Linked DNA regions of Mus musculus: region 2 is linked to region 1. Evidence: chromatin loops called from intact Hi-C (ENCODE). Cell type or tissue: left cerebral cortex. All regions are shown on one strand. Links, peaks and the distances in the headings refer to the core of each region. The heading gives the core; the rest is flanking DNA. Region 1 overlaps Ajuba (ajuba LIM protein). Region 2 holds the start of Psmb11 (proteasome (prosome, macropain) subunit, beta type, 11).

The links. Peaks named below come from ENCODE experiments on the same cell type or tissue, not always from the same donor. Only the 100,000 strongest peaks of a DNase experiment are listed, where the experiment ranks them.
Region 2: a loop joins it to region 1, with 4 times the contacts of the local background. A loop is called at or near these places in 8 of 42 quality-filtered maps.

The regions. Positions count from the first base shown.
Region 1 is chr14:54,561,377-54,577,431 of GRCm38, forward strand. It overlaps Ajuba (ajuba LIM protein), which reads right to left. Exons shown (of 8, transcript NM_010590.5): 1 at 14,856-16,055; 2 at 12,016-12,117; 3 at 10,390-10,457; 4 at 10,225-10,287; 5 at 9,001-9,131; 6 at 8,869-8,920; 7 at 8,100-8,168; 8 at 6,093-7,680. The coding sequence starts at 15,888. The coding sequence ends at 7,555. Among named protein-coding and RNA genes, the nearest start is that of Ajuba, 8.3 kb to the right of the region's middle. In left cerebral cortex, for the core only: a CTCF peak has its summit at 7,839 (motif pointing right); DNase peaks (open chromatin) are centred at 7,214 and 7,853.
Region 2 is chr14:54,616,738-54,632,792 of GRCm38, forward strand. Psmb11 (proteasome (prosome, macropain) subunit, beta type, 11) reads left to right here and starts at 8,573. Exons shown (of 1, transcript NM_175204.4): 1 at 8,573-12,819. The coding sequence starts at 8,590. The coding sequence ends at 9,498. Psmb5 (proteasome (prosome, macropain) subunit, beta type 5) reads right to left here and starts at 1,258. Exons shown (of 3, transcript NM_011186.1): 1 at 1,057-1,258; 2 at 1-84. The coding sequence starts at 1,254. Cdh24 (cadherin-like 24) reads right to left here. Exons shown (of 12, transcript NM_199470.2): 12 at 15,255-15,875. The coding sequence ends at 15,376. Mir686 (microRNA 686) reads right to left here and starts at 48; the gene lies at 1-48. In left cerebral cortex, for the core only: a CTCF peak has its summit at 11,269 (motif pointing right); a DNase peak (open chromatin) is centred at 8,331; H3K27ac peaks cover 438 bases.

The DNA.
Region 1 (16,055 bases), core at 4,197-12,196:
CCTTGTTTTAAATCAATCTCTCTCTCTCTCTCCCTCTCTCTCTCTGTCTCTCTCTCTCTCTCTCTCTCTTCCTCTCATGGCCGGATTGAAAGCATGTGCCGTGCCCATGAAAGTATTTCCCTGGGGCCTAGAGAGATGGTGCAGCGGTTAAGAGCACTTATAGCTCTTCCAGAGGTCCCCAGATCAATTCCCAACTTGGTGACTCAGAAGACATCTATCACTCAAGGGTCAGGGGATCCAACACCCTCTTCTGGACTTGATGGCAGTCAGTGCATATATGTAGTATACAGGAACATATGCAGACAAAACACCCATATACATTAGATAGATAAGTAGATGATGGAGAGATAGGTGATTGATAGATAGACAGACAAACAGACAGATGGTATCTATTTAGATAGAAACCAAGCTAAGTTGCTGATGAAAGAGGGTTTCTACCTTAAAATTCATACACTAACTACTGGGAGAAGTGGGTCACCCCAGGGGCAGTAGCAGTTTCACACTTGGGAAGAATTCACACCTCCTGACATTAAAGCCTCTGGTAGGAAAAGCAAAAGCAAGGGGGAGCTAGCAACTGAAGTGGACTTTCCATAGTCTAGTTACCAGCAAGAGCCTTCCGCCATCTAATGTACAGTACTCACCCACAATAGCTAAGGAGGGTACCACATTTAAGTTCCCCAGGGAGTGACTCCCCTTCTTAAAAGTACTCAGACCCAGAGGGTCCTGGAGTGAGTTTTTGGATGAATTTATTGGTTCCTTTGAGTGGTTAATAAGCTGAGTACTCTGCTTTTTGTTTGTTTGGGTTTTTTTTTTTTTTGTTTTTTGTTTTTTGAGACAGCGTTTCTCTGTGTAGCCCTGGCTGTCCTGGAACTCACTCTGTAGACCAGGCTGGCCTAGAACTCAGAAATCTGCCTGCCTCTGCCTCCCGAGTGCTGGGATTAAAAGTGTGTGCCAACCTGGCCCTTTCCTGTATTTTTATTTCATAAATGCACAGATGTTGTTGTTTTGTTTTGTTTTGTTTTTTGTTTTTTGAGATAGCGTTTCTCTGTCTCTGCCCTGGATGTCCTGGAACTCACTCTGTAAACCAGGCTAGCTTCAAACTCAGATCCACCTGCCTCTGCCTCCTGAGTGCTGGGACTAAAAGCATGTGCCACCCTCTCCCAGGTAATACACAGACTTTAAAAAAACAAATATTATATTCTGTACCTACAATTTCAGTACATGTTTATTATTAATGATTTTTGCTTTTTTGTTTGCCTTGGGGGATTTTTTTTTTAAGATGTGGGTTCTATGTAGCTCAGGCTGGCCATGAACTCACTGTGTAGCCAAAGACAACCTTGAATTCCTGATCCTGCTGCCAACTTCTCTAGTGTCAGGATGGGTTACACACCACCACACCCAGTCATCTCTGAAACTTGCCCACTGCATTCCTCAAGAGCACTGTTTAGAATCCTTTGTGGCCTGGATTAATCCTGTTACTTCTTCCAGGGTCACTGTGACCTGTAGCTCTTGCTCCAGTGGAGCAGATGCACATACACACACACACACACACACACACACACACACACACACACACACACACACACACACACACACAGCATATACCCATCCAGACACATACACATAAATTATAAATAAGTAACCAGCCATAGTAACATACACCTTTGATCCCAGCCTGTGGTGGGGGAGGGGGCAGACGCACACAAATCTCTGTGAGTTTGAAGATAGCCAGATCTACATAGTGAGTTCCAGGCCAGCTGGGACTCCATAGTGAGATACTGTCTTAAAATAAACAGAAACAACAACAAAAACTGAAAATATTGCCCGGCGTGTTGGCACATGCCTTTAATCCCAGCACTTGGGAGGCAGAGGCAGGCAGATTTCTGAGTTCGAGGCCAGCCTGGTCTACAAAGTAAGTTCCAGGACAGTCAGGGCTATACAGAGAAACCCTGTCTCAAAACAACAACAAAAAACAAAAACAAAAACAAACAAACAAAAAAACCCTGAAAATATTTAAGAAAGGAGAGGGCTGACAAGATGACCTGGTGATTAAGCGTGTATCCTGCTCTTGCAGAGGACTTGAGTTCTGCTCTCAGCTCTCACGTTGGGTGGCTCACAATTGCCTGTAACTTCAGCTCCAGGGACTCAAACACCTCTGGCCTCTGTGCATGTACACACTTAAATAATAACTTAAAATAATAAAACTTAGGAGAAAAGATTGAGAGAGAGAATGAGAACACACTGGCCTGGTGGTGCCATCCTGAGGTCTCAGCTATTCAGAGGGAGAGGCAGGCAGATGTCTGTGTTCGAGGCCAACCTGGTCTACAAAATGAGTTCTAGGACATCCTGGGCTATATAGAGAATCCCTGTCTTGAGAAGATAGATAGATAGATAGATAGATAGATAGATAGATAGATAGATAGATAGATAGATAGATAGATAGATAGATAGATAGATAGATATAAGTTGAAGACCTACTAGGCAATTTACTGAGACCCTGTCTCAAAATAAAAAAAGTTAAAAAGAAGCCAGGCGTGGTGGCGCACGCCTTTAATCCCACACTTGGGAGGCAGAGGCAGGCGGATTTCTGAGTTTGAGGCCAGCCTGGTCTACAGAGTGAGTTCCAGGACAGCCAGGGCTACTCAGAGACACCCTGTCTCAAAAAAAAAGAAAATGTTAAAAGAAAGGTCTGGTGATATAGCTAATGATAGAGTACCTGCCTAGCATGTGTGATGACTGAGGTTGGATTCCTACTAACACACACACACACACACACACACACACACACACACACACACACACACACACACACACACACACACACACAGAGAGAGACAGAGACAGAGAGACAGAGAAACAGAGAGACAGAGACAGAGAGACAGAGAGAGGTGAGTTTAACTGGTAGATTGTACATTTAAGATGCATTAGCTTTTGGGTTTCCTGAACCCCTGTCCCCCAAACATGCAGATAGTATGGCTGTGTAACTCAGCAGTAGAGTTTGTACTACCATGCGCAAAGCCTTGAGTTCAATTCCCAGCATATCAGTAATAACGGTAAAACTCCCTCCATGCAAACTCCTCACTTGGTAACAGAATTTATACTGTGGGCTGCACCCTCTGATCTGCAGTCAAGCTGCGTAGCCTTGCTCATCAGCACTCTGTACCCTGGGATATTAGGTCTTTTATTCATAACAATCAATTACTTTACACTCTCGTTGACAAGTTGCTTAGACTCTCAAGTCATTTATGTGTGTATCTGCCCCTGGTAGACCATGCCTCTTCAAGGTCAGAAGTGTTTTGCAGTGCCCTTCCTCTGTTCTGTTCTAAGGTGCTTCCAAGGGTCCTAACAACACAGCAACCGAAAGCCAACGCAGAGTTTTAATTTGTTGCCCAAGTCCCTAACCATCCTAGCAAAGTGCTTTTCTCGCAATGACAATTTCACCTGTGTCATTTACCTATGATGTCACTGCGGTAAAAGAAATAGGAAGAGGTGAAAGGCACTTCACCTCCAGGAGTCTGCAGCATCTTTCAGCTGTGTGGCCCTGGAAGGGTTGCATCGCCAAGAGATGCTATTTTTGTTTCTGGTGTGTATGATGTGTGTGTTTGTGTGTTTTTGTGTTTGTGTACCTATGTGTGTTGTATATTATGTGTGTGATATGTGTATATATGTATGCATGGTGTTTTGTTTGTGATGTGTACGTGTGGCCTGTGTGTGGTACATATGCATGAGTAGGTTTCACAGGTGCTAGGACACAGGGCGTCTTCTTCTATTACTCCCTGTCTTACTGCCTGCAAGCAGGGTCTCTCACTGAAGCAGAAACTTGCTGTTTGGCATACGCTGACTGGTCAGCTATCTAAAAAGATGCAATAGTCTGTCTCCACCGTGCTTGGGTTACAGTGCACACAGCCATGCCTGGCATTTACTTGGAGGCTGGGATTGGAGCTCAGATGTGCATTGGTAGGGCAGGTGCTCCTTCCCACTGCATGTCTCCCCAGGCCGCTCTGTCTTCATTCAAGAAGGAAGGAGACAGGATTATCTAAAACCATGCCCTATTTGGCTTTCCCCCACTAAAGCTAACCACCGCCCTTCTTCCTGATTTGTTCATGTCACACAGCCAACCCCATCCTTTCCAAGTCAAACGGGAAGCAAAATAATATTCAACACACAGTAAAAAGAATTTGCTGGGGTTGGGGATTTAGCTCAGTGGTAGAGCGCTTGCCTAGCAAGCCCAAGGCCCTGGGTTCGGTCCTCAGCTCCGGAAAAAGGAAAAAAAAAAAAAAAAGAATTTGCTGGGCCAGCAAAATGGCTCCATGGGTAAAGGCATTTGACCAGAATTCAAGAGGGTATACCTCTGACCTCTAGATGCAGGTGGCGGTAGGTAAATTCCCCTGCCCCATAAATAAATAATTGTAAAAAGAAAATTTAAAATAGAACCAGGCAAGCCGGGTGTGGTGGCGCACACCTTTAATCCCAGCACTTGGAAGGCAGAGGCAGGTGGATTTTTGAGTTCGAGGCCAGCCTGGTCTACAGAGTGAGTTCCAGGACAGCCAGGGTGATACAGAGAAACTCTGTCTTGGGGGGGGGGGGGGGGATGACAAAAAAACAAACAAACAAAAGAAACCAAACCAAACAAAACCAAACTACCTGGCAATGGGTGGTGGTGGCACCCTCCTTTAGTCCCAGCACTCAGGAGGCAGAGGCAAGCAGATCTCTGTGAGTTTGAGGCCAGCCTGGTCTACAGAACAAGTTCTAGGACAGCCAGGCTACACAAAGAAAATGTCTTGAAAAACCAAAAATAAAAATAAAAAAATAAGGGGCTCGAGGTTAAGAACACTGACTGGTCTTCCAGAGGTCCTGAGTTCAATTCCCAGTACCCACATGGTGGCTCACAACCACCTGATTCTCTCTTTTGGTATGTGTGAAGACACAGCACTCATATAAAATAAATAATTAATAAATCAAATGCTTGATGGTACTGGAGAGATGGCTCAGTAGGTTAGAATTCTCACTACTTCTGCAGAGGATGAGTTCAGCTCCTAGCACTCACACAAGGTTACCTCCCACTGCACGTAACTCCAGCTCCTGGACGGAGGGCCTGACAGATAGCCTCCTTTAGTCTACTTGGACAACTATGCATACACATGACACTGACACACATACACACACAAACACAGAAAGAGAGAGATTGATTTAAAACAAGGGCTAGAAAGATGGCTCAGCAGCGAAGAGCACTAGTTGAGTTTTCAGGGGACCCAGGTTGCATTCTCAGCATCTATGGCAGCTCACAGGAAGGAGTCTGTAGCTCCAGTACCAGATGATCTGAGAACCTCTTGTTCAGAGAGCTCCATGGGCACATGATGCACTTAAAGGCAAAACATTCACAAAATTTAAAAAAAAAAAATTTTTTTAAAAATATTCTCAAACCACTTTTTGAGTTTTAAACAAAATGTTTGATCAATGTTTATTCTCCCCATCATCTGCCTTTGATCCTTCTGCTTCCTTGCTTGCTGGCTTGGTTTGTTTTGTAGCTCAGGCTGCCACATAATTTGCTAGTAGAACAGGCTAGCTTCTAATCCAGAGACCCACTTGCCTCTGTCTCCCAAGTGCTGGGCTTAAAGGTGTGTGCCACCACTGCCCAGCTTCTTTTCTTTTCCTTTGTTTTCTGTTTGTTTGTTTTCTGCTTTGGGGGTTGTTGCTGTTGATTTGGGTTTTTGAGACAGGGTTTCTCTGTGTAGCCTGGGTTGTTCTGGAGCTCATTCTGTAGGCCAGGCTGGCCTTGAACCCACAGAAGTTCTCCTGTCTCTGCCTCTTGAGTGCTGGGATCAAAGGTGTGCTTCTGCACTCAAGAGACCCTGCCCATGTAATTCCCAGAATGGCTGGCACAGTTTTAGAATAACCCTCAAGGGTGGGTCTTCTGTCCTCAGGTCAGTCATTTCCAGACTCACTTGTTTATGACACAATCACATTTTAACAATGTGAATGGAGAAGCCAGACCAAGGCGAATCCATAGAGCCCCTTTACATCTTCAAGGCATAAGGCTTCAAGGATTGAAGCCATAGTGAACAGCAAAGAAGAACCACAATACACTCACAAAGTGTCTGCATCAACTGTATTTACTGCTAGAATTTCAACTTTTTCTTTCTTAAGTGTCAGAGAAATAATGGCATAGTAGGAAGACACCCAAGGAGGCAGGGAACATTTGTATCACAAAGTGCCACAAAGTTGATAAATGTAGGTTGCTAATAACTCTGAAGTAAGCCAGGCGTGGTGGCGCACGCCTTTAATCCCACGCTTGGGAGGCAGAGGCAGGCGGATTTCTGAGTTCAAGGCCAGCCTGGTCTACAGAGTGAGTTCCAGGACAGCCAGAGCTATACAGAGAAACCCTGTCTCGAAAAACCAAAAACCAAACAAACCTCTGACATACTCTTGATGAACAGGCAGGAATCACTGAATGCTCAGTGCAATGAAAAGAACAAAACATGTAGGCAGCTATAAGAACACTCAGTAGGGGACAGGACTCTTGGCAACCTGGTCATCAAATGAACTTGAGTTCCAGCCAGCAAGTGACCTGGCTTTAAGACATCCTGCTTAAGGGGAATTCAAGTTTCAGCCAAGCGGCTAGAACCAAGTCAACCTATTTTTCTTCTCTCCAGCTTCCCCAATGCCTTGAGTGGTGGGGTTGTAACAGGTCAGATCCAATGCAGGATCCCTTTTAAAAAGGGGTCTCAAAAGATAGGCTACTGCTAGGGAACTAAGCGTAAGTCACCTGAGAAAAGAGGAGTAGGGAGGGAGGTGCACAGGCACACGTGGCTACAATGTATCCACATATGCTGGGCTACAGGCTCAGTGCACTTAAACAGGGGGAGTGGGGCTAGCCTGATGCTTCAGGGACATCCTACTCACCGGCAAGTTTCACATCCAGAAACCTGCTCATTTCTTCCCCCAGAAGAGCAAAACAGCAACCAGGGACAGGCCCCAGTTAGCCTCCCCAGGTCCCTGAGAAACAGGCAACACAGGCAGCAAGGTCCCCCAGAGCTGGTCCCAGTCCCAGCAGACAGACACGGGGAGCTCTCTAGTCCTTAGGGAGAGAGCCAAGAAATGGCTCATCACAAAGTCCAGGGCTTCCAGCCCTTAGCGCAGACAAAGATAGGATCCCGTGGGAAAGGTTCCACTGACTCCATGCATAGGGTACAACAGACTGGGGGTGGTTTCTGTGATGCCCTCATGTGATCCAGCACCAGAACATTGTGTGACGTATATAGAAACATACACTGGAAAAATACATTATAATCTGGCGTTCAGGAAGTACTGAAACCCGCCTGCGTGTGCTACATCCCATCTACTGTAGCACAGGCTGCACGCAATGAACACCAGTCAACTCTCCCGGCAACCAGAAGGTTCCTCCTCCGCAGCCCATTTGGAATGTTAGGATCTTTGGGTCTCTGGCCTTCGGGGCCTCCCCAGAGACCTCTTCACAAGGATTGCAGAATACACTCCTTGCCTCCGCTGGCCAGAGAGTTTCTCCACAGTGGTGGTGGCAGCAGTAACGTCAGCTCAGATATAGTTGGTAGAGGGCTGCCGGGCACTGAGGCGCTGCATGTGACAGCCGTGGCAGAGCAAATGTCCATCAAGAGGGAAACAGCAGCAACCTTCCTCGTCACTCAGCTGCATGCGGCAGTCCTAGGGAAGAAGGCAACTGGTTCACTTCCACCCAGGCTCCCTACCCTGAGGCCATCCTGGGAGACTCCGGGTGACTGGACAAGTGAGTGGTAAGGCCCCAGGGAGGGTGAAGGGTGAAAGGGTGGACTTGAAGTGAAAACCCGAGAAATACTTCTTCTGGACACCAGGGGTCGCTGCAGCAGCAGAAATCATGAGACAAGCCCCATTCCAGCAGTTCAGAGGCTGGGGAAGCCAGATTCCAGATTTAAAAAGAACTAGGATTAGAAAGAAAAGCTAGAGGACAAGAGAGACTGGACATAGGTCACTGCAGTGTCCTGGTTTTCTGTATCCTAAATCCCTCCCACAGATGCCCAGTCATTCCAAGAATCCCCCTTCCAAATTCCGATTTCCCCACATCATCCCCGAACCCCAACACTTACCTCACAGTGGTAGCACTCAAAGTGATAATCACGGTCCATGGATATCACCCTCACAATGTCCTCACAGCCCTGAAACACGTAGAGTCCCATGGGGGATAAGCAGAGCATGGTGTCCCCAAATCCCCATCCCATACCACAGAAACCCTCCTGCTCCATCAAGAGGGTTTATAAAGGCCTCTTCCCGCAGTTAGATTCCACGTAGCTAACATGTAGCTTTGAGATCTTTTAAGCAACTCCTACCAGAATGCTACCCACTACCCTGGCACTGTCCATGCCTCCAGGCCTCTAGCTCCCCTCCACACACAGGGGCTCAGCCTTACTTGCTAGCTTCCTCCTGCTGAGAAGCAGGGGGGAGGGGGAGGGGCAGGGGAAGGCAAAGGCTGAGCACAAGCCAATATAAGGAAGAGGCTGTAGCTTTTCCTCTAGACATACCCTCTCCACACACAGCTCAAATAATCCCTGTCCCTTTTTTTTTTACCAGTTTAAGGACAGTTTCACCCCTTTTCAGTCCCTGTATCTGGTGACCTTGACTTCCAAAGAAAGCCTTGTTCTCTGTACGGGGGACAGAAGATATGGAGCCTGGGCCCAGCTAGTCTAGGTCCGGATGTTTAGGTCAGGGTGGTGACCCCAAGAGCAGAGTCACACGGGAATCTTTCACAGAATGCACATTCCTTCGAAGTGCCACTTCCCAAGGGCCAGGCTGCATGTCCCCATCTCCTCCCCAGAGGCGGCAGCGCTGGCCGCCCCGAGGAACTCTGGATACACTGACCTCTGAGGGGAGGATGGGTTGTCCGCAGGCTGCACATTTCGGGGCGTAATTTCTAAAAAAGAAGACAGTGATAAGTGAGGCTGAGGACTCCCTGGGCCCAGGCCCACATTTCCTCCCAGGGGTCAGACTCACTTGTGGTAGTCGGTAACACAGTACACCTGGTTGGAGAAGTCCACAGTGAAGGGGACGCCGTCCAGGCACTTGTTACATACGATGCATCGGAAGCAGCCCGGGTGATAGGACTTCCCCATGGCCTGGAGGATCTAGCTCACAGGGCGGGCGGGAGAAGGATCAGTGTCCCCACAGCCTCTCTCCAGCTACCCATCACGTTCCTTTCCACCACCAACCCCACCCCACCCCCAGTCCTCCTAGAAGAATGCTACCTAATTTGAGGGGACCAAGGAGTCTTTCTTGGAGACAGGGTCAAAAGTATCTTAAGACTGGCCTTAAAAACTCTATGGAAGCCGGGCGTGGTGGCGCACGCCTTTAATCCCAGCACTCAGAAGGCAGAGGCAGGCGGATTTCTGAGTTCAAGGCCAGCCTGGTCTACAGAGTGAGTTCCAAGACAGCCAGGGCTATACAGAGAAACCCTGTCTCGGGAAAAAAAAAAAAAAAAAAAAACCCACAAAAACAAAAACAAAACAAACAAACAAAAAAAACCTCTATGGAGCCTGGCAGCAGCAGGACAGACCTTTAGTGCTAGCACTTGGGAGGCAGAGGCAGGCTGATCTCTGTGAGTTCCAGGACAGCCAGGACTACCTGAAAACCCAAAACCAAGAAGAAAAAATAGAGAGAAAACCCAAACCTCATCACCGCATAGCTGAGGATGGCTTTGACCCCGACACCCTCTGCCGCACTACGGCTGGTTTGCGCAGGGTTGAGGATGGAGCCCAGGCTGTCTTGTGGCATTCGCTCAACTAACAGACCACCCCTCTTTTTTATTACAATTTGAGGTGGGTGCCAGAATGAATTCCTTTTGTCAGTTCTTCCCAGGTAGCTACTAGACAGCAACAGTCAAGGATCATGGATCCTGTAAACCTTAACCCAATTCCTTCTTCTTATACAGAAAAGAAAGCTGAGTTCCAGCTGTTTCCGACCAGTAGCAGAAAAGGGAGCCGATTCACGTAGCTCAGGCTGGAGGGCAGCTGTGTCCAGAATCAGGGAAGGGACAGATCACAGACGCCCTTGGAGGCTGAGACTACGGACTGGCTCTCACAGGGGATCACCGTGAGGCAGCTTTGGGGAGGACGGGTAAGAAAATGACCATCTAGCAAAAGGCTCTCTATTTGCAATGCCACTAGTTCTTGCCCTTCAGGCCGGTGGCCCCCAAAACCCAGCTGAAGGGGCGTTCCTTACCTTCTCTAGAATCAAGTGGCCGCAGACACAGCACTTCTCAGCTGCCTCCTGAAACCCTGAAAACTAGAGAGGAGACAGGACAGAGTTACCACGCTGAAAACTGTGATGGAACCCGCCGGCCGCCGGGGTCCCACTGTGAAAGCCAAGCCTCGGCCCTTCACTCACCAGATAGTCTTCCTCACAGTAGACAGAGCCATTGACGCTGTAGAAAGCCTTGCACCGCAAAGTTCGTCCTAGAAGCAGCAGAGGAGGCGCTGGAGGTTAACGCTGGAGCCCCCACACAGGGCTCTTCCTCTTCTGGCCCCTGCTCCCCAATCCTGACAGGACATTTGGACCTGGACTTTATTTAAAGCTTTCCTCCTAAGTGTGGTCTATTTTCCCTTCCTAAACAAAAACCCCATATCCATGTGACAGAGACAGAAAGACCAAGAGTTTAAGGTCAGCATGGCCTACACACAGTAAAGCCTGCCTCAAAGGAAAAAAAAAAATCCAGTACGATACAATTCCAATTGGCTTTGGCTTCATTCCAGCGGAACAACGTTTCTGCTCCTTCCTCCTCTAGCTCCTGTGTCTTCAATAGCTGTCTGCCACCCACACCTCCTCAGGGCTCAAGGCATGGGGAGCCACCTAAGAGAGAGCCAAGGTCAGGCCAGGCTGGTGTACCTGCTAAGAAGCTCTGACTAGACTAGGTATTATTTGATTTGCATGGAACACTGGTTCCAGGCCTTAGCCTCTGGGATGTTTTAGCCCAGGATTCTTCATTTCACTGTAGCCATCCTATTCTCACGCGTCTGTCTAGCCTCTGTGGTGGTCAGGGCATCTTTGGAAGCTACTGCTTTGTTTGAGGGCTTCAAGGAACACAAGTCTTTGGGGTCAGAGGCTCCTGGGATTTTTTTTCCCCAACTCTACATGGCAGACCATTTTAGCCTGACACCCATGAAGCTACTCCATCGGATCTGAAGCTACTCCAACGGATCTGAAGCTACTCCATCAGATCTGAGCGGTCAAAGACAGCAAGAAGAACAGAGTGCAGAAGGAGAAGGCTCCCCAGTTCCAGTTCTGCTGGGGGGGGTCGTCGAGAAAGGCTCACTTTCTGACATGGGAGAGGAAAAGAGGGGGCACACCAGGAAGAGGCCTAAAGGAAAGGGCAGCCAGATCAGCCCAGAGAGATGCAGGCAGAAGTGGGGGGAGGAAGGGAAAAGCTGAGTGGTAGAGTCAGACAGGCAGAGATAGGAGATTAGAGGGTTAGCAGGAATCAGACCGGGTAAGCAGTGTGGAAGGGATAATGAGAGGTGAGGGAGGGTGTGGGGGGGGGAGCACCCCCACCGAGGGCCTCCTGAGCTAACAGCAGCAGCAGACATTCCTCCGGTGTGATGTCATCAGCTTGGCATGGCCCGATGGCCTCCACTCTAGTGAGGTGGCTGAACTCTGACCAGCCAAGAGAAAAACCCCCTCCCGCACCCCCCAAAGCTCCCCATTCCCCCAGCCCACACCCCGCCCTTCCCACATTCCAGTCTTTCACCGTCGCCCCAGGCAACTCTGCTGCCCAAGACCAAACCTCACCAAAGAAGAGGTGGGGCTGGAGCCCAAAGCTGGGCCGGCAGGGAGGCACAGGAGAAAGAGAGGTTCAGAGGACGGAGCAGGGAGGCTGAGAGACAGCCCCGGGGGAGGACAAGGCAGGTAGCTAGTGCTCAGACAAGGGAATGGGACAGCCATGGGTCCTGGCAGGTGCTCCTTTGCATCAGGGTTTGGCCGGTGGGGGTGGGGGGCTTAAGCTGCAGGTACACTCACCACAGGAGCAGCAGACAAAGCACTGGGTGTGGTAGAGGCTGTCCAGGGCCTGGCAGGCATTGCTCTGCCCATAGATACCTTTGTTGCACTTGATACAGGTGCCTGAGATAAGAAGAGTCGGGGGGACAGTCACACTCTTATCTCCCCAGCCCAAACCCAAGCAATCATCCCCAAGCTTTCTTGCCTGATGTGCCAAGGGGCACAGTCTCCTTTGGAGAAGATAGGGTAACTAGAAACGGGGTGCAGGGGGAGGGGGTTTGGAGCTGTAAGCTCAACCTGTAGAATGCTTGCCTACCATGGAGGAAGCCCTGGATTCCATCCCTGGCACCAAATAATATGGGTGTGAGAGTGGCCGGCGCTCAGGATATAGAGGCAGGACAAAGGGAGCTCACCTTGGCTACCCAGCAGGTGAAGCCTGAGATCAAGCTAAGACCCTGTCTCAAAACCTAAAGAGAGAAGTAGGATGCGGCACGCTCTTGACTAGGCAGATCCATTCTTATCAATTACCGGATACTCTTCAAACACGTCTTTGGTGCTTAGCATACTACCTAATTTATTTAAAAAACGGCTAAGTTAAAGACGCTTTGTTTCACACAGGGGCTCTGCAGCACCTGGGGGGCGTGAAAAACTTCCTAAAGGAAGCAACCCAGGCCCCCTTAAGTCTTTCTGGGAGTTCAGTTTTACCATTCATAAAACTTGATCTGGCCTAGCAATGGGTTTTTTATGTAGATGGGCCACGTGAACACTCCTGTACTTACTGCTAAGAACATAGTTGGGTCTTCAGGGACGAGGACTGTATAGGACTTGAGGGGAGGGGTCGGTAGCAGACCCTACCTCCTTCCTGCCCCGTGAAAACAGGGCTTAGCTGCTCTTCCCTGGCACTCTCCACTAAGCTGCATACATACACCTGGTTCTGGAACCAGCCTTTCCTGGGCGTGTTCTTCCTTCCCTCCACTCCCCAATTCCAGGCCCATGACTGAGGGCTAAGACCTGTCTTTGGGGAGCAGATCCCAACGGGCCTGCCCCACCTCTCCCCCTCGGCACAGTGCCACACTCTCTGCCTGTTGGGGCCCATCCCAGTCTTTGCCCAGGGGCTCTGGGAGCTGGTGCAGCAGCTGCAGCAACTGATGGGCCCAGGCCTGTTCTGCTCCCACCCTCTGGCAGCTGGGCAGAGCCGAAGCCAAGGAAGAGGGCCCCTAACCAGAGGCAGCAGGAAAAGGGTTAGCATCAGGCTAGCACTAGGACACAGAGCTGCTTGTAAGGGGCTATCAAAGGAGGCAACCTGGCCTCATTTCTGAGTTCAAAAGGTGTGTGTTCTCTCTCAGGATCAGGGAAATTTGCCCAAGACTGCCATGCCAGGGGGTCCTGGCAGAGCCTTTCTGTGGGAAGCCACAGATACTGTGGAAAGAGGACGATGCTCAGGCACGTCTGCCTCACCTCCACTCACAGAGCATCCACACCTAGCTTCTTCCTGCCACTTTACAGCACTTTCTGAGCCTTTCTTACTTTGGGCTCTGATGGCTTAGCCAGTGAGGCTTCTTTTCCCAGCTCACTCTTGGGCCTCAAAAGGAAATTCCTAAATGGGCCCTGCTACTGTCTCCCTTGATCAAAGTGATTTATATCGTCTGCCCTGCGTCCCCCCTTCCCTAGAAGGTGAAAAAAAAGGTGTGTGTGTATTGAATTCTAGCCTACTAAGGTTCTGCTGCTACCTTTGAACTTCCAGTTATCCTTCTCTGGGGGGGAGGGGGGACGACTAGCCGTGGGGGGAGGGGCAAAGGAACTTGAATGCTAGGGGAAAAAAATCGAGGTTACTTGGAAAACTGGAGACCCCCCAGAGTCCAGGGGCGAGTGGGAGTACACATTTAAATCCTGACTACTTTTTATAATTAAGTAATGTCTGTGAGTTTTGATAACACCCCACCGCCCAGCTCTAACAAGCGATCGACACTTCTTTAAAATTTCGAGTATTGGAGAGAGACCATGGCCAGGTTTCCTCAACAGGAGCAGGGAGGCAGGGCTACTTCCTTCTGGATGCTGGTCAAGTTATGGAGGGACTCAGACAGGTAAAACTTGGTAGTCATACGGAATAGGTGTAATGGTCTCAAGCGGGGTCACTGGTTTTGCCCTGATTTCCGGAAACTGGTGAAAACAGGCGGATAGGTACTGGCCTATTTTAAAAGGCCACCAGCACACACCTCACCATCAGGACTGGGGCGGGACCGGGCAGGACTTGAATCCTTGCTTTCCTATCAGGCTTCCCTATCAGGCTCCATTTCCCCGACAGCAGGCAAGACTGCGCGGGAGCTAGCAAACATCCCCCAACGCAAGCACACGCTCCCCACCCCTCCGCCTGGCGGGCGTCGCCCACGGCACCTGGAGCGCCAGGGCAGGAGTCGGCACGCACGCGGCCGCCCGCCCCGCCCCCCGCGCATTCCCCGAATTCCTACGGGTGGAGCAAGGAGCGGGTGGGGGCGCGGCACGCCGGAGCTTGCAGGAGCCCAGCCGCGAGGGGGGCGCGAGAGGATGCTCTCCTGGCCCCGCAGCGCCTCCTCCTCCTTCCGAGGCCTCCTACTGCGACAGGCCGTCGTGCCACGATGCTTGAGAAAAATGGGACTCCCGAGAAAAATCAAGAGTTGAATTTGTCAGGGATCATCAGCCTGGTTCCATTAGAAACCTGGCTGGACTGAGCAAGTGCTCTAGGGTCCGCCCTTTTCCATATTAGAAAAATCTGGGGTCTCCACCTGCAACTCCCGGCCCCAGCAATTTGTGCTGTCGGGGCGATGGGTAACCGCACACATTGACCGGTCTCTCGGTTCCCTAGCTTCTTCTTTCCTACTTACCAAAGTAATCTTCTCTGGCCTCTGGCTCCCGTATCCGTGATCGGGAGGCCTCTGGAACGAAGGGACCAGGAGACTCCTCCAGACCCGACGGCTCAATCCCCGAGGGTTCCCCGCGAGCACCCGCTTCTCGCCCACCGGTAGCCACGGTCAAACGCAGCAATGCTGTTAGCTCGTCCTGGTAACGGGCCCCCGCGGCGCAGTCCCCGTAGCCTGTAACCGAGTGTCGTCCGGGTTGCGCCCCACGTCTCTCCAAAGGACCCGCTGTTCCCACCACGGCTCCGGTTAGAGCTCCGGGGCTGCCCAGGGCCGGGGGGTACGAGTGACGGCTCTCCTGGCAGCCGAATCCCACGGACCGATGGGCACATAGTCGGTCCAGGGCAGCGTGGAGCTCCGGGTAGGCGGACGGAGCCCCTCCAGGGTAGCCCGCAGGAGCAGTGGTCAGCGGGAGGCCGAATAGGCACGGCCCCGCGGGCAGCGGGCTCCCGTGGCGCTGGTCGTAGCCCATGCTGATGCCGCTGGTCCGATTGCTGCACGGCCGGCTACCTCCGGCTCCGCTGGCCCCGGCTCCGTCCAGCAGCAGGCTGCCCCGGGGGCTAGATGGCTTGCTCGCATCGCTGGCCGAGCTACTGGCGAAGCTGGAGCGAGGGCTAAGGGCTGGAGCCGTGGTCTCCAGCCGAAAATCAGGAGGCGACGACAGAGGCAGAGGCAGGGCTCGAGTGGGCGGCGGCCCCCCGGGAAAGGACCCTTCGAAGCGCTGCGCTTCAAAGGAGCCGCGTGCGTTCCGCTCGGCGTCCAGGGGCCCTTGCTCCCTGGCCGGTTCCAAAGGTTCATCTCCAGGCCCCCCATTCGCTCCACGGTGTCCTGACTTCCTAGGTCCCCCCAACCCGCTTAAGCGTCCCTTGCCTGCTCCGGGGGTCCCATCAGACCCAGACCGGCTCGCTTCGCCCTTTCTGCGGCCGAACTTGGCGCTGCCGGAGTCCGAGAGTCTCAACTTTTCTAGCAGACGACTGGCTTTCTCCCCTAACCGTTCCATGCCCACGGATCTGGGGCCTGCAGCCCCCTCCTCGCCCGGCACGCTGCAGTGTTTCGGCCAGAGGCCGGGCTCGAGTTCCCCGGGGCTCGGATTCCTGGGATGCAAGTCACTCACGGGGGCTCAGCGAGCGGCCCAGGTGCCGGGTGCCCGCGATCCCGAAGCATGCC
Region 2 (16,055 bases), core at 3,508-11,507, 55 kb after region 1:
TATTACTTTCTTCACCGTCTGGGAAGCAATATAAGCACCTGCTGTGGCCCGGGAATCCGCTGCAACAATGACTCCATGGAGAAACTAGTTAAGGTCAGAGAAAACAAAAAGAGAGGCCCCGTAAGACCACAAATACTCCCCATACTTTATTTTTGTATAAATACAGAAAGATAACCTGGCTTTGCATCTTTTGGGATTTTGGAATCGACTTCTTTTTTGGGGGGTTTGGGGTTTGTTTTTGTTTTTCGAGACAGGGTTTCTCTGTATAGTCCTGGCTGTCCTGGAACTCACTTTGTAGACCAGGCTGGCCTCGAACTCAGAAATCCACCTGCCTCTGCCTCCCATGTGCTGGGACTAAAGGCGTGAGCCACCACCACCCGGCGTAATCGACTTCTTATGTTAAATGTCATTCGGGTTTAACAGCAGTTCCTGATTTATGAATAGCCCTTTTACTCACTTTAAATATGAAGTAGCAAGTTTAATGAGATAAAGACACCCTAAGGGGACTGGAGAGAGAGCTCAGTGGTTAAGAGCACTGGCTGCTCTTCAGAGGTTCGGTTCCCAGTGCTCACAAAGGTCTGTAACTCCAGTCCCAAGGAACACGACGCCCTCTTTTGGCGCCTGCGAGCACTACACACGTGGTGTATATACAAAAAATAAGAATAAATCTTTAAAGACTAGCCTAAGATCCAGAGCTAGTTATTGTAGGGCTGGAACAGGGACCCTAACTGTTCGGTACCCACTTCAGTAGCCCCTGGACTTCATCAAGCTCAGTTTATACAAACTTTGGTGAACGGCGACAATGGCTTCCCCCCCGCACCCTCCGCCACGGTCCGCTGTTCCCAGGTAGGGCTCCTGAAAAGGGGCAAACTGGGGTCGCCTAGGAGCCAACCCACGCTGTCCGTCTCCTTCCCTCACCGCCCCCTATCTCCGCCCACCTCTCCTTTCTTAAGGCTACGAGACAGTGAACCCGCCAAGGGTCGGGAGGAGGGGACCGAACCTCCGCCCGACCCGGTTCCGGCTGGGATGCCGGAGAAGCGCGAGCTGTCTGAGCACCTTGAAGGCCAGGGTGGTGGTTCCGTGAAGCATTTCGATTCGCGGCTCCTCCGGGACGCCCCAGCTCGGCGCGGCTAGGCTCAGCCCATCACCAGGACTCCCCGGACCCAAGTCCAGCAGATCTGCACCACCTCCGAGCCCAAAAAACCCGTGCTGATTCACCGGCATCGGCCGCTGCAACACGCTAGCCAGCGCCATGTTTAGCAAGGGCAACAGGAACTGCCTCCGACTGGCAACGCCGCGACGTCACAACTTCACGTCCAGCTAAGTCTAGACGGAGGCGGCGCCATTTTTACTCCGGGCAACCACACCTCTAAATACCAGCGCCGGTCTGTGTTCACCTAGGAAGGATGGCTGAGTGGTTAAGATTGCCATTTTTATTTTGGCATCGAAGTAGTACGGATAAGATTAACTTCTAATTTCTAGAGAGTGGTTGGAATGTTCTTCTCGAGTGAGGGAAGCGAATTCGGCCATCTTTGAGAAGGGCGTAACTGCTTAAGACTCCTAACTGGACTAGGGTGTTTGGTCACTGCCCAGGCCCAGGTTCAGATTGCAAGCTGTTTCTTTATTTTTCAAAACCCCGTTAAGGAGAGACTGAAGTGGCCATTTTCTTTAAGGCCACCTATCCTAATCCTGGTTCAAATAATTGTTTTCAGACCATTTTCCCATGGTATTAATTCAGCCGCAATAGTTGGTTGTCAACAACAAAAACTCCACCGCCTGTTTTTGATAGCATTTATATACATACCCTAGCTAGGGTTTTGTTGTGGCTTTTTGGGTTTTTTGTTTGTTGTTGGTTTTTTAGTTTGTTTTTTTTGTTTTTGTTTCATGCTCTACTATCCGGATTGTTCTTAAATTTACTAGGTAGGTAGGCCAGGCTACCCCCTCTTAACTGGCCAGGTTTTCCTGCCTTGTTTCAGACTAATGAAAGGCAGGCCTGAGCCACACACCAGGCTCACTGCCCCTTAAAGGTTTTTGTTTTGTTGTTTCTTCTTGATATTTATTTATTGTTTGTACATGAATGCTCTATCTACATGTACTCCTGCATGCCAGAAGAGGAAATCAGAACTCTTTATAGATGGTTGTAAGCTACGGTTGCTGGGAATTTAGCTCAGGATCTTTGGAAGAGCACTGAGCCATCTCTCGAACCTCCTTGTTTGTTTGTTTTTTGAGACATAGTCATGCCTTGAGCTGGAATTTGCTTTGTAGACCAGGCTGGCCTCAAACTGGGACCCTCACACGTCCTCTGGCTCCAGAGCACTGGGATTAAAGGTGCTTCACCATTGTAAAGATAATCTCTTAGAAAAGCATTCACCTGTCAACAAAAAGTCTATGGCCAGTGAGCTGAGGCAGGATTAGAAGGTGGGTGGAAAATACAGGCACAAGAGATGGGAGATTCGCCCTGAGCTCTGGAAGAGATGGTTGCATGAGCCTGAGGAGAGGTAAGCAACTGCACGGCTGGACTCAGACTACTTTACAAGGATAACTGAGTTATGAGTCAGGGGACAGGCCAAAGCTACTGGCCTAAGCAATTGTTCAGAAGTATTGTCTCAGAGTTGTTATTTCTAGGTGGAAAAGCATGTGGCTACATACCACACCCTGCTAATAGTAACCAATTTTTAAGATTCTCTTCCACCCTTTAGTGAGAATTTTAAGTAATAAATTGCCTGAAAGGCAAATAAAATAAAGAAGAAAAAAGCCACAAAGAATTGGTTAATGAAAAAGTAGATTTTCCCTTTAATCCCAGCACTTGGGAGACAGAGGCAGGCAGATTTCTGAGTTTGAGGCCAGTCTGGTCTACAGAGTGAGAGTTCCAGGACAGCCAGGGCTATACAGAGAAACCCTGTCTGGAAAAGTCAAAAAAAAAAAAAAAAAGTAAAATTTCAGTTCAGCACCTGCTTTTTTGTTTTTGTTTTGTTGTTGTTGTTGTTGTAGTTTATTTGTTTTCAAGACAGGGTTTTGCTGTGTAGCCCTGACTGTCCTGGAACTTTCTCTGTTGACCAGTCTGGCCTCCAAGTCAGAGATCTGCCTGCTTCTGCCTCCTAAGAGCTGGGATTAAAGGCGAGCGCCACCACCCCCGGTTTAGCACCTGCATATTTAAGTCAGTAGAAATTGACAGCTGAGGACCTGCAGGAGAGGTTCCGTAAAGATCTATGAAGAGACCTTAGCTGTCACCTATCGGGCTTAGGCACTTCACTGTGAGTGGGTGTCCTTGATGGCCTCTTCTTCCTCCCCCACCATTACCTCGAAACACTTTAGGATGGACGGCAAATCAGGAACTAGGCATACATACACAGTGTTGCTTCCTGCTCTGTCTATGGGGTCTGTGTCTAGCTTGTTGTATTCACCTCTCAGTTCTAAATTCTCCTTTCTCTGGATGCTCAGCTCAGTCCCTCTCCTCCTATAGCAGACTTTTTATGTGCAGTATTTTTCATGCTGAAATCTGGCAACTTTTCCAAGTCTAACCACCAGAGTTAGGAAGTTTTCATCTGTGTCTCACACTTTGATAGTGTGGAAAATGCAAGATAGGACTTGGGAGATGGCACGGTGAGTATGAGTGCCTGATCTTACTTCATTTTGGATCACCACAGTTTGGAGTTCTGTGAGTTCAAGGCCAGCCTTGTCTACTTAGCAAATTCAAGACCAGTTAGGACTACAAAGTGAAACCCAGTCTGAAAAACAAACAAATTTTTCAATTATGTTCTCCCCTCCCACCGTGTGTGTGTGTGTGTGTGTGTGTGTGTGTGTGTGTGTGTGTGTGTGTGTGTGTGTGTGTAAGTCTGTGTTTATATACCAAAATGGGGTTGGAGGTCAGAAGACAATTTGCAGGGAACATTTCTGTCATCTACCATGTGGGTCCTGAGGATCAAACATGGTGTCTCTTCAGGCGTGGTGTCACTTCAGGTGTGGTGTCAGGAGCCCCTACCTGCTCAGCCATCTTGGCAGTCCTTCTGTTTCTTATCCCTCCATCCTGAAATGCTCTCCTAAGCTAGTTTTCTGGTCCCAAAGGTTGTCACGCTCTAAATCACCAGCTGGACAATAAGACTGGTTTTCCTACACCAGCTGTGATACAGTTCAGAGGTGTGGAGGTCAGCATAGATATAGGTCAGCTGACACAAGTCGTCAGCGGTGGGTTTATCAGAGAGATCTGGGGTCCACTGGGGTGCACTGCCCCTCAAAACTAGAGCCTTACGAGTATGTTTGCAGGTTGCCTGACTTTTCCTGGAGATGGGACACCAAGGACAGGCCAAAGAACTATTCCACCCAGGTGACCCAGTGAGTTTATGTGAGGTTACCACTGTTGCAGGATATTTTATCACATTATGAACCCTAAGATTGTGAACAGGAAAAAAACCTGTTTCTTGTGGTGTGGCTCAGCCTTTGCACATACCTTTAACCCAAGAGGAGAGCTTTCTGATTACTGTTGAGGTTTGGCCTGTTCCTATATATTATAATGCTAAGTACTGCCCCCCAAAGTCCGGTTGCCCCCAGGGATGAAGAGAGTCTCATGTATACCAGGTGCATATGCTATGTAACCTTGCTCCTTAATTTCAAACTACTGGTTGATTAAAAATGCCTACAGCTTGCACCTGGACAGAGGAGAGGTAGGTGGAGTTTCAGTTCCTGGCCTTGAGGTCTGAGGCAGGACAGGATGAGGAGAAGAGAGAAAAGGTCAAGAGAGGAGAAGACACCATGGGGTAAGTGACTGTGAGAACTGGCCATGAGGGCTGGCCACTTAGAGTAAGAGCAGCCCAGGTGGGACATGGAAAGTCATATCTCAGGCGTATTGGCAGGGAGGTAGGCATAGTAGCATAGAGGGTAGATATCTGCCCAGCTCTAGTGCTTTAAGGTTAAAAATATATATAATAAATATAAAAGTTTTGTGTCTTTTATCTGGGAACTGAATGATTAAAGGCAGGGTAGAAACCCCCAATTGAGATTAAATACTTTCTTTTTTTATTTTTTATTTTTTTTTATTTTTTAGTTTTTTGGTTTTTCGAGACAGGGTTTCTCTGTGTAGCCCTGGCTGTCCTGGAACTCACTCTGTAGACCAGGCTGGCCTGGAACCCAGAAATTCGTCTGCCTCTGCCTCCTGAGCTGGGCTGGGATTAAAGGCGTGTGCCACCAACGCCCTGCGAGATTAAATACTTTCTATAAATTTACTGTAAACAAGTAGTTGTGGTGCAGCTCAGCCTGAGCACACATCCTTAACCCCAAGAGCTCTCTGTAAACAGGAGCTAAAGTCAACCCTAGGTCATGAGGTGGAGCGAGCAACCAGCTGACAGGGAGTGAGCTTAAGAAAACCCAGGAAATCCAGGACAGCCAGGGCTATACAGAGAAACCCTGTTTCGAAAAGAAAAAAAAAGAAAGAAAGAAAGAAAGAAAGAAAGAAAGAAAGAAAGAAAGAAAGAAAGAAAGAAAGAAAGAAAGAGAGAAAGAGAGAAAGAGAGAAAGAGAGAAAGAAAGAAAGAAAGAAAGAAAGGAAGAAAGAGAGAAAAGAAACCCAGGAAAGAGAAAGGAGGGCCTTTGAGTTAAAGGGTATTTAAGACAATGTGGAGAAGGAGGAGTAGTTTTTGCCTTCTGGGTTGTTGATGGAGGAGGAAGGTCAGCTGGGTGCTTTTTCTGCCTCTCTGACCTAGCAGGCTTCCACTGCAGCATCTGGCTCCCTAGTCTTCATTTGGTATATCACATGTTTGGGATTTTGTTTTTAAAAAAGTAAGTTACAGGTGCATGACTGAGTGGTTACTTAAAGGGACCTGGGCAGCTTATGGAAACTATTCCACTGAAAAGTAGTCTCTTTCCTGATGTTGTCCAGTGTTCTGCCTCTCCTCAGGCGGTGTCTGGGCACCGCGGACACACAGCTGGGGAGGGCAGGACAGAGTCTGGGATGGGGAGACTTCAGTTCTCCCCTCTGGGGTGTCCGAGCACCTGTGGACACCCGGCTGGAAGGGGATGGTGAGGCTATGGATAAGCAGGATCTAGTCTGGTTTGGATCGAGTGCCAGAGGAGTGGGAGAAAAGAGTAGGCCTTCTGTGGGAGTCTCAGTGTTACAGCCTTCCCCATGGCTTTAATAAAGCAGCTCTCTGAGATGATCTTGGCTTGTTCATATTTCTTTATTGGGGGTGGATGTGAATGCTTACGCTTTATTCAGGCGAACCAGGGATTATATAATTTTGGAAAGGAGTGTGAGAATATCCAGGAAGAGAAGGCCATTGGCTGACGGCCAAGGCCATTGAGATGCCTCTTCTGCACAGAGAGTCGTGTCAGGTGCTACATGACCACCCGTGGGCACCTTGAGGGTCCTGATGAAGGGTTCCAGAGCAGACATGGAGGCAGGGAGGGAACAGCCTCATTTATGCCGACTGAGTTCTCTGAGATGCCTGGGGTTTGAGTGTGCCCCACCTCACCAGTTTCATGCCCATCTGGTGGTACAGCCACATGCCCTACAACTGGGGGTGGGTGGGGTGGAGACATGGCTCAGCAGGTAAGAGCACTGACTTCTTTCAGAGGACCTGAGTTCATTTCTCAGCATCTCCATGACGGTTCAGAACCGTTTATAACACTGGTTTCAGAAAATTCTATGCCTTCATCTGTCTTTCAGGGATACCAAGCATGCACGTGGTGTACATACTAACGCAGGCCAAATACACAGAAAATAAAATGAATCAATTAACTAAAAACCCACACAACCCTTAAGTGCTTATCTATCCTTGGGCAGGGGTGGGGCCTGGGGTGTGCCACCTCATGGGTGTGTTCCCCTTTCCTAAAGGGACGTTAGTGGGGAGGTCTGGGGCGGACCCTGTGTGCATGATCACATCTGCTCTGATTTCAAGAAGGCAATGGCTCTGTCCTGCCCAAGAGACAGAGTTCCACAGCATGACACATGCCTGTAATACCAGCACTTAAGAAGCTGAAGCAGGAGGATAGTGATTTTGGACCAAACCTAAGCTACAGAGGGAGTTGAAGGCCAGCTTAAGCTACAAAACAAGATCCTACCTCAAAAAAAAAAAACAAGGCAGTGTTCCAAGACTCTTGAAGCAGAGGCAAGCAGATCTCTATGAGTTCAAGGCCAGCCTGGTCTACATAGTGAGACACTGTCTCAAAAACAAAGGAACAGGGCTGGAGAGATGGCTCAGTGGATAAAAGCACTGACTGCTCTTCCAAAGGTCCTGAGTTCAAATCCCAGCAACCACATGGTGGCTCACAACCACCCGTAATGAGATCTGACACCTTCTTCTGGTATCTGAAGACAGCTACAGTGTACTTATGTATAACAATAAATAAACATCTAAAAAACCCAAAGAAACAAAATGCCCCCCCCCAAAACCAAACAACAATAACAACAAAAAGCACTGGGTGTGATGGCACACACCTGTAGTCTCAGGACTTGGAAGGAGAGTTCAAGGTCAACCTGAACTAACTATATGTGGTATTTCATGCTAGCCTGGGCTACACAGAATTACCTTGTCTCAAAAATAAAAACCAACCAAATAAACAAAACACGGAAATAATAATGATGATGAGGAGGACGGTGAGGAGGATGGTGAGGAGGAGAAGGAGGGAGATAATGGTCCCAAGCCACAACCTTACCTTTTAAGCCCATACTGGGGAAGGATTTCAGAATATGTGGTATTCTTAAGCCAGACATTGAGGGATAGGATTTAAATGCTGAGGATAGGAGGCATAGAAGTGGAAACCATGCTAGGGACAGAGAAAGAGAAGAGGCCGTGGTGAGTGGATTTGGACCTGACTCTCCTGGGCTCCCACTGGAATGCTGCTTACAGATGTGTGTCACTGTCTCTGCCTTTCAATGTGGGTTCTGAGATCAAGCTCTGGTTGCCAGGCATGTGGAGCAAGTGCTCTGACCCACTGAGTGACCTTCCCAGCCTAGGGTTACCATCTGTGTACAGATAGAAAGACCTCTTTGTCCTCAAAGCAGAAGAGGGACTCTGCGTTCTGGCGCTCTTTCCCCTAAGTAACCTGCTTTTCTGGAAGGAGTTTGAGTGTCTTTCTCCTTCTCCCTCTTACAGAAACTCGCTTGTCCTTTTCTGTGTTCCAACACAGTCCATGTTATGTTGGAAATCTTTGCCTGCCTAACGTCCCACACAGCCAAACTACGGAGGGCCCAGATCTCCTCTGCTTGCAATCATTCTTCTATGGGATCGCCTCGATCCCCTGCCTCTACCCCCCTTTGGGTAGATGCCGGATGACAGACAGGAGACTCCATCGGTGACTCTTGCGCGCATCACAACAGTGGAAGGTCACGCTGACAGGTGGCGTCTTCAGAGTGTAGGAACCGCAGCAGGCTTGCTCTGTCTCCCCTTGGCAGTTCTCTGAGGTGGGTGGAGATCCCTCACCAGCCAATTCCAAAGCCTGATCTGAGACCAAGGAGAAATGAAGCTTAGCTCACATGTCTCACTCCCTGGTTCTGGCTGCAGCCCAGCTTCTCCACAGCGTCCTCCTCCTCCTCCCCATGCTGACCCAGGCCTCAAATGCAGCCCTGCTCCTTCCGATTCTCACTCAGCCTCAGGGATGGCTCTTCAGGATGTGTGCAAGTGGCAGACTCCCGACACTCCCAGACCATCCATTCACTTGCCTCAGGCCGGTGGCTGGGCTGTACCCCGGGGCTGTGACCCTCAAACCTTCCTGCAGATCCATGGCCCCAGGCTGGCTCATGGCACCACTACCCTGGCTTTTCGCTTTCGTCACGGTGTCATCGCTGCGGCTGATACTCGGTCCTCCTGTGGCAGCTATGTGGCATGTCCAGCCTCACGGAAGGTCATTCCTGTGCACCAGCGTCTCCTGGGTACCACCTCTGGGACCTCTGCTGACTGTGCCACATGGTACCGGGTGCTACGGCGGGAGCTGCGGCTTCGGGAACTGAGGGAAGGCCAGCTGCCCAGTGTGGCAGGCACGGCCAAACTCTTGGCAGCTATGATGTCCTGCTACCGCGGTCTGGATCTGTGTGTGGCCACTGCCCTCTGTGGCTGGGACCACTCTGGCCCTGCTCTCTTCTATGTCTACAGCGATGGCACTTGTCTGCAGGGAGATATCTTCTCAGTAGGCTCTGGGTCTCCCTACGCCTATGGTGTGCTTGATCGTGGCTACCACTATGACATGACCATCCAGGAAGCCTACACCCTGGCCCGCTGTGCTGTGGCCCATGCCACCCACCGTGATGCTTATTCAGGGGGCTCAGTGGACCTCTTCCACGTTCGGGAGAGCGGATGGGAGTATGTATCCCGCAGTGATGCTTGCGTGCTGTATAGGGAGCTGCAGAAAGCCCGGAGCTTGGAGCAGGAGCTGGAGGCAAAAGCTTGTGGAATCTATCCTGAGCCTGCCACGCCGCAAGGTGCTCGAGAATGTAAAGAACTCTTTGTGGAGCAAGAGGAGGTGACGCCAGAAGACTGCGCGATAATAATGAAGACTGAAACAATGTAAGAAAGGACAGAACTTGGGGACTGCCAGGACAAGGGACTAGGGGATGAAGCTGCCTTGGCAGGGTTAGTTCTGGGAGCAGCCCCGGGCATCTGGCTCTGGCCCTTTTGGGTTTCCTGCTTTGTTTAAGTTCCCATCCTCTCTGCTTCCCAGAGCTACTGATGTCTCTGTCCAACATGTTCTGATGATACCTGATGGATGGTATTGCCTCCTTCTGCCTCTAAAGTGACTAAACAAACACTCATTGCATGCCTACTTTGTGCCAACTGTCATGCTATGTGCTGGGCCCTCTTTTGTCATTCTACCCCAGTTGGTATTCTCATTTTGGTCCTTATCTGGTTTGTTTTCTCTTTCAGCTGGTCACCTTTTCAACTTGGTCAGGCTGAATGGCCAGGAGAGAGCCTAGTTTAGTGATGGGCTTGTCTCTGCTGGCCCTCCACACCCTGACCCCCACCATGACTGTAATGGCTATAATGATTCCACCTATACTGAGTGCAGTTCCCATGACAGCTTTTGCAAGCATGATTGTTTATTGAAGCTGGGTCAGGTTTAGAGAGTTACAGGACTTACGCAGGTTACAGTAGGTGACAATGTTGTGGGGCTTAAGACACTCTTAATCCTTCCCCAGCTCTCTGCATCTTTCCCTCCCAGCCTCCACTGTCTTGCCTTGTTTTTCTGCCTGCATTGCAGGCTTCTGGGGAATGGGCCAAACCCCTGCCTGTTGTCTGGAGATGAATGAACTCCAAGGAACTCATGGGCTTGGAGGGAAGAGCTCAGAGAAGCTGCCCATTCCCGGTCTCATCTTGCTGTGTTGGTCAGGGTTTGAGCCATGCCCTGTAGCACACACATCCCTGCTCTCTACCCTGCAGATCTCTCCCTGCTTCTTCGCTCCGGCCTCTCCTGGTTGCTCCTGCTGGAGAATGAAGACCAGAGGCAGGGTGCTGTGCCTCTGGTGCCAGCTAGCACATCTGGCCTTCCTGGCCTGCTCTGGACGTCCAGGATTTCAGCTTCAGGAACACCACTGCCTCCTCCTCAGGGCTGGGCATCCAGAGAAAGGGAACCCAAAGAACTTTCCTCTCACCTGAAGCCTCCAGTCCTAAGACTGACAACTGCTTCTCCTTCCTTGACAGTGTGCACTTCGAATTAAGAATTCTTTGAAATCAGACTTAGACTTACAGATTCTTACCCAGACTCTCCAAACTCTGGAGAGTCAAAAGGCAAGCTGGGGAGCCCAGAGAAAATGGAGGATGGGCAGTGGTGATGCACAACTTTAATCCCAGCACTCAGTAGGCAGCAGCAGGCGGATTTCTGAGTTGGAGGCCAGCCTGGTCTACAGAGTGAGTTCCAGGACAGCCAGGGCTACACAGAGAAACCCTGTCTTGAAAAACCAAACCAAACCAAACCAAACCAAACCAAACCAAACCAAACCAAACCAAACCAAACCAAACCAAACCAAACCAAGCCAAGCCAAACCAAGCCAAACAAACAAACAAACAAACAAACAAACAACCCTACAAAAAACAAGAAACAAACAAACTCCCAAACCCAGAGTGCTACAGAAAGGTTCCCAATACATGGGGTCTGGCTTGCAAGCCAGGGTAGAAATCTGGCTATTGGCCTTCAAAGCATCCTTCATCCCCTGCAAACTTCCTAGCCTTGGGGAAGAGATATGATCCTCCAGGAGTGACATCCAAAGGTTAGGGATACTGAAGAAGCAAATGAGGAGAGGTCATTTTTTTTTTTTTTAAGATTTATTTCTTTTAATGTCCTGTTTTCAAACACACCAGAAGAGGGCATCAGATCCCATTACAGATGATTGTGAGCCACCGTGTGGTTGCTGGGATTTGAACTCAGGACCTCTGGAAGAGCAGGCAGTGCTCTTAACCTCTGAGCCACCTCTCCAGCCTGAGAGGTAACTTTTGCACAGGCATAAGTGGGTTCAGATTCATGGCCATTGATGAGGGTCTTATGTCCAGCTGTCGGGGAATGAGTTAAGATAGGCATCTGCACTTCAGTGTGGTGGGCGAGGCATGTGGTGTTGTTCTGTGGAAGAGAGAGGAGCAGCACTTGACTCAGAGCAGCCGCTGCAGCCTGTGTAGCCCAGCGCTAGCCATCATGCACAGTGGAGAGCCACAAAAAAGAGGAGGTTGGGGCGGGGCTGTATAGGAGCCTATGGCTGCTCCTCACCCTGGTCTACTCTGAGGCTTTCAGGCAGTGAACAGAGGCAGGGGCAGAGGGATGGTCTGGGACCTGGGATGAACATCTGGGACCAGCCAAAGGCTGCTGTGCATCTCAATCCCCTGAGATGCTCTGTGCCTCTCTTCTCAGACTGGACAAGGAGGCTAGAACCCTGAAAGAGCAGAACTTGCATCTACATCCGTCTCCTCCTCTCTCCTCTCTCTTCCTTCCATGATCTTATTCTTGGTCTTATTCATGATCTTATTCTTATTCTTGATCTTCATTCTTCTTGGCAGGTGATGAGATATGTAAGCTTACAGGTTTTGCTGATGAGCTTGTATCCCCAAACCCTGTAAGAATTTCGAGGGGCTGAGAGATGGCTCTGCAGGTAAAGGTACTTGCCACCAAACCCGATGACATACGAGTTTAGTCCCCAGGACTGACATGTGGAAAAGGATAGGAAAAAGATACACTGTGTAAATACATGAACCAGGAAAACATTTAAACAGTGTTTGAGGAAATGTTTGTCTTGTTGTTGTTGTTGACTTTAAATATGAGTGTATGCATGTATGCATGTATGTATGTATGCATGTCACATGCATGCCTGGTGCCCACAGAGGTTAGAAGAGGGTATCAGGTCTCCTGGAAGCAGAGTTCTGGATGATTGTGATCCACCACGTGGGGGCAGGGAATCAAACAGGAGGACCTTCTGGAAGAGTCAATGCTAAGTCACCTCTCCAGCCCCAGGTTCCTCTCAGTGTTTTTGCTTTAATGCTTTTTTTAGACTCATGTGCATGGATGGGTATTTTGCTCCATGTATGTATTGTTCCACATACTTGCCTGCTGCCTGCAGGTCAGAAGAGGATATCAAATCCCCTGGAGTCAGAGATGCTTGTGAGCCATCATGTGGGTGCTGTTTGTTGTGAGTTTATAGCCAATCAGCCTCTATCCACATAACAACTTCTTAGTTTTTCTATTTCTAATTTATGCTGTACTTTTGTTTTGTTTTGTTTTGTTTTTCGAGACAGGGTTTCTCTGTATAGCCCTGGCTGTCCTGGAACTCACTTTGTAGACCAGGTTGGCCTCGATCTCAGAAATTCACCTGCCTCTGCCTCCCGAGTGCTGGGATTAAAGGTGTGTGTTACCACGCCCGGCTCTGTTCCAATGATTTTTAAAGGTTGACGCAGGTATCAGGGTGAGACCAAAGGGCCTCCTTGCCTTGACCGCAGGACCCTGATCTCTCTGGTGTCCTGCTTTGGCTGCTGCATCTTCAGTTTCTTAAGACCCTGGAGGGATGGACACACACCTGCTCTTATGCAGGACTCTTAATGCAACTTCAGCAGAGAAAAGAGCCAGCAATGGAGACATGGCTCTGCCTCCCTGTAAGTACCTGGGGGGCTCTTACCCCACTTTAGAGAATTTATTTCCCAAATTATAGACATAAATCTTTATAACAAGCCTTAAAAACACTAGAGCTGAGCAGATATCAACCCTCTAAGCTATTGTCTACATTTCTGTCAATATCCCGGAGATATCACTTGCCACGTCCTGCCTGGGACATGCCTACTCTACCAGACTAGCCCTCAAGGCTGTACTCATGATCAGCCTATCCCATGGTGGCTTTTTCCTTCTCTTCCTCTTTCATCCTGTGGTCCCTGCTTCAGCCTTCAAGCCTGAGAACCAAAGCCCCACCTACCTTTCTTCTACCCAGCTACAGGCTGTAGGCATCTTTATTAACCAATCATGGATAACTTGGAGGGCAAGGTTTATACAACAAAAGCTGGTATAGATGAGGATCCTCTCTCCTCAGAGCAACCAGGTCTTGGGGTACAGAATTTAGCGTTTAAATACAAGCAGCATCTGATCACCCCACTATATCTCCTACCACCTGCTCGGTCTGTTCTAAATCAGCATGGGGTTTGCTTCCAGCTGTGTTCCTTCAATTTCAGCCCTCAGGAGATGCAGGCAGGAGGCCCATTGTGAGTTCAAGGCTAGTGGGGGCTCTACAGTGAGGTCCAGTTCAGCCTGAGCTACACAGTGAGACCCTGTCTCTCCCATCAAAGCAGTTTTCTCCGACTGCCAGCATCACACACTGAGTATGGAGGGTCACAAAGACTGGCTAGGACCCACCTACTGTTGGGTAGCCATAGACCTTCCTGGAGAAGAGGCTCGAGGCTTGTGCTAATCCCAAAGCACAAGTCTCCTTTGCCTTGTGAAGTAGGCACTGGGGATGCTGGCAGTCCCGTCTAGCTGGCACCGTACCTGATGTATTCCACCCCTTCACCCTTGACATCCTGACTCTTCTGTGCTCCATGAAGACACCCTGTGTGCCGGGGAGTGTGTGTATAAAAGAGGAAGTGGCAGGTCCTGGCTGATAGCACTGATTCTACCACAGCCACCCTTTATTAGTGCTCCACACCCAGGCCCGGCTGGCTGTCTTTAGCCCTCTACCAACCCCATTTGTGTTGCTGCCGTTACAGCTGCTGTGGAGCCTCCTCTTTCCCTCTTCTTGGTCTCATGCCTTCACAGGGGCTCCTGCCCTGAATTCCCATTGTTCACGCCTCTCTTGCCAATCCCACAGACTGTCTGAGACAAACGGAAGTGGCACTGAAGAGCCCGTGGTGGGCATGGCGACAGTCATTATCCTTCTCCTCCTCAAATGGAACAGTCCTCACCCTCCTCCCTCTGAGAGAGTCTTAAAGTGGGTACCTCCAAGGAGAAGGAATGAGCCGGGAAGGGGGGCTTAGGCCTTTTTCTACCCTCAGCACAAAGGAAGCTCTGTCCAGAAACCTGAGTGCAGATACAGAAGCGGGCTCCAACTTTACAAAATAAAGTGTTTATTATGAAATTAGAGATGGAGGCCCCTCCCCTTCCTCCTCTTCCCCAGCTGCCTCCCCTTTCTCCCCCCCCCACCCCCCCAATCCCTTTCCCTTCTGGGGCCTGAGAAGCACACAAGACAATGCCCAGAGCTGGGATGCCCAGGGCAGGCTGACAGCTGGGCAGAGACGGCCGTGGGGCTGAAGCTCTTCCCTAGGAGGTGGGCTGGCTCCCTCCTTCCTTCTACTAGAAGCCGATGAAGCCAGGATGAGGCCATGAGTGATGGATGGAACCATGCGGGCAGGTCTGTAAGGAAGAGAGAGTTGGTTTAGGAGCAGAATTGGGAGAGTGGCTTCAGTCCACCAGACTCCTCTGTAGTCAGTCCTGGCCACTGACCTGGAGCAGAGCATCTCCTGCAGTAGGGTGGGGCAGCAGTGGCCGGAAGATTCTCTTTCTTTTGGGATGGATAACAGAAACAAACAAACAAACAAACAAACAAACCACAACAGACAAACCCAAAAAGCCAGTCACAGGGACTCAAAGAGAAGGGAGGGACATGTGGGCAGGAGACAGACAGAGCTTGTGTGTGGGCAAGGGGGGCAGAATCTGAGCGATCGGAATTACGAGACAAAAACAGCCACAGAGTCACAGTGAGAACAGAGGTCGGGGGCAGTTATAAAACCCAACCCCCCCGACAGCGGAGAGTCACAGACAGGGATCCCTGGAGAAACACACAGACCAAGGAGTGGGAGGTAAGAGGGAGGGGGAAAGGAGGGTCATATTGGGCCCCTGGGCTGCCGCCGCCTGCCTGGACCCTGTGGGGCTCACTCAGAGGGCCCGTGTGCGCTACCCCACCGCAGCGCAGCGGCAGGGCCAGGGCCGGCCTCAGGGGGCCGGGGGCTCCTTGGCCCCATACAGCTCTGCCAGAGTGCGGAAGAGTGGACCCCAGTCGTCCAGTGGCTCGGCGGGGCCGGGGACACCGCCAGCCTCACTGCCCGAGCCCAGGGAGCTGAGCGAGCCGCAGGAGGAGCCCCGGCCTTCATAGCCGTACACCTGCACCGAGTCATACGGGGGCACGCTGGGGTCCTCGTCCGCCTCGCGCAGCCGCAACGCCAGCAACTGCACCACATCGGCGGGGCCGGGTGGCCTGGGCTGGCGTGGCGCTCGGGTCCGCGGCAGCACGTCGCGGCGTACCGGCGGGCCGGCTGCTGGAGGAGCGGCTCCATCCGGGTTCTGCAAGGCTGTGATGTCGAAGGCCTCCGTGTCCTCCTCTCCGCCACCCTCGTCATCATAGGTGATGATGTTCTCGCGGACGTCCTCCTCCTCCAGTACCATCAAGGCTTCCTGCTTCTGCCGCCTCAGGGCCACGAAGAGAACCACCAGGGCTGCACAAGAGCACACAGGCCAAGGAGCCAGCTTGTTCCCATGCAGGGCCAGATGAGAAAGCCAGGGCAGTGTGGCCAGAGTTTGCAAGCTCTAGGTCTGACATTTGGTAATCCTTTGTTTGAATCCTGCCTTTGCCCTTTATTTGCTATGTGTGAGAAATTTACGTTGAAAAAAAAAAA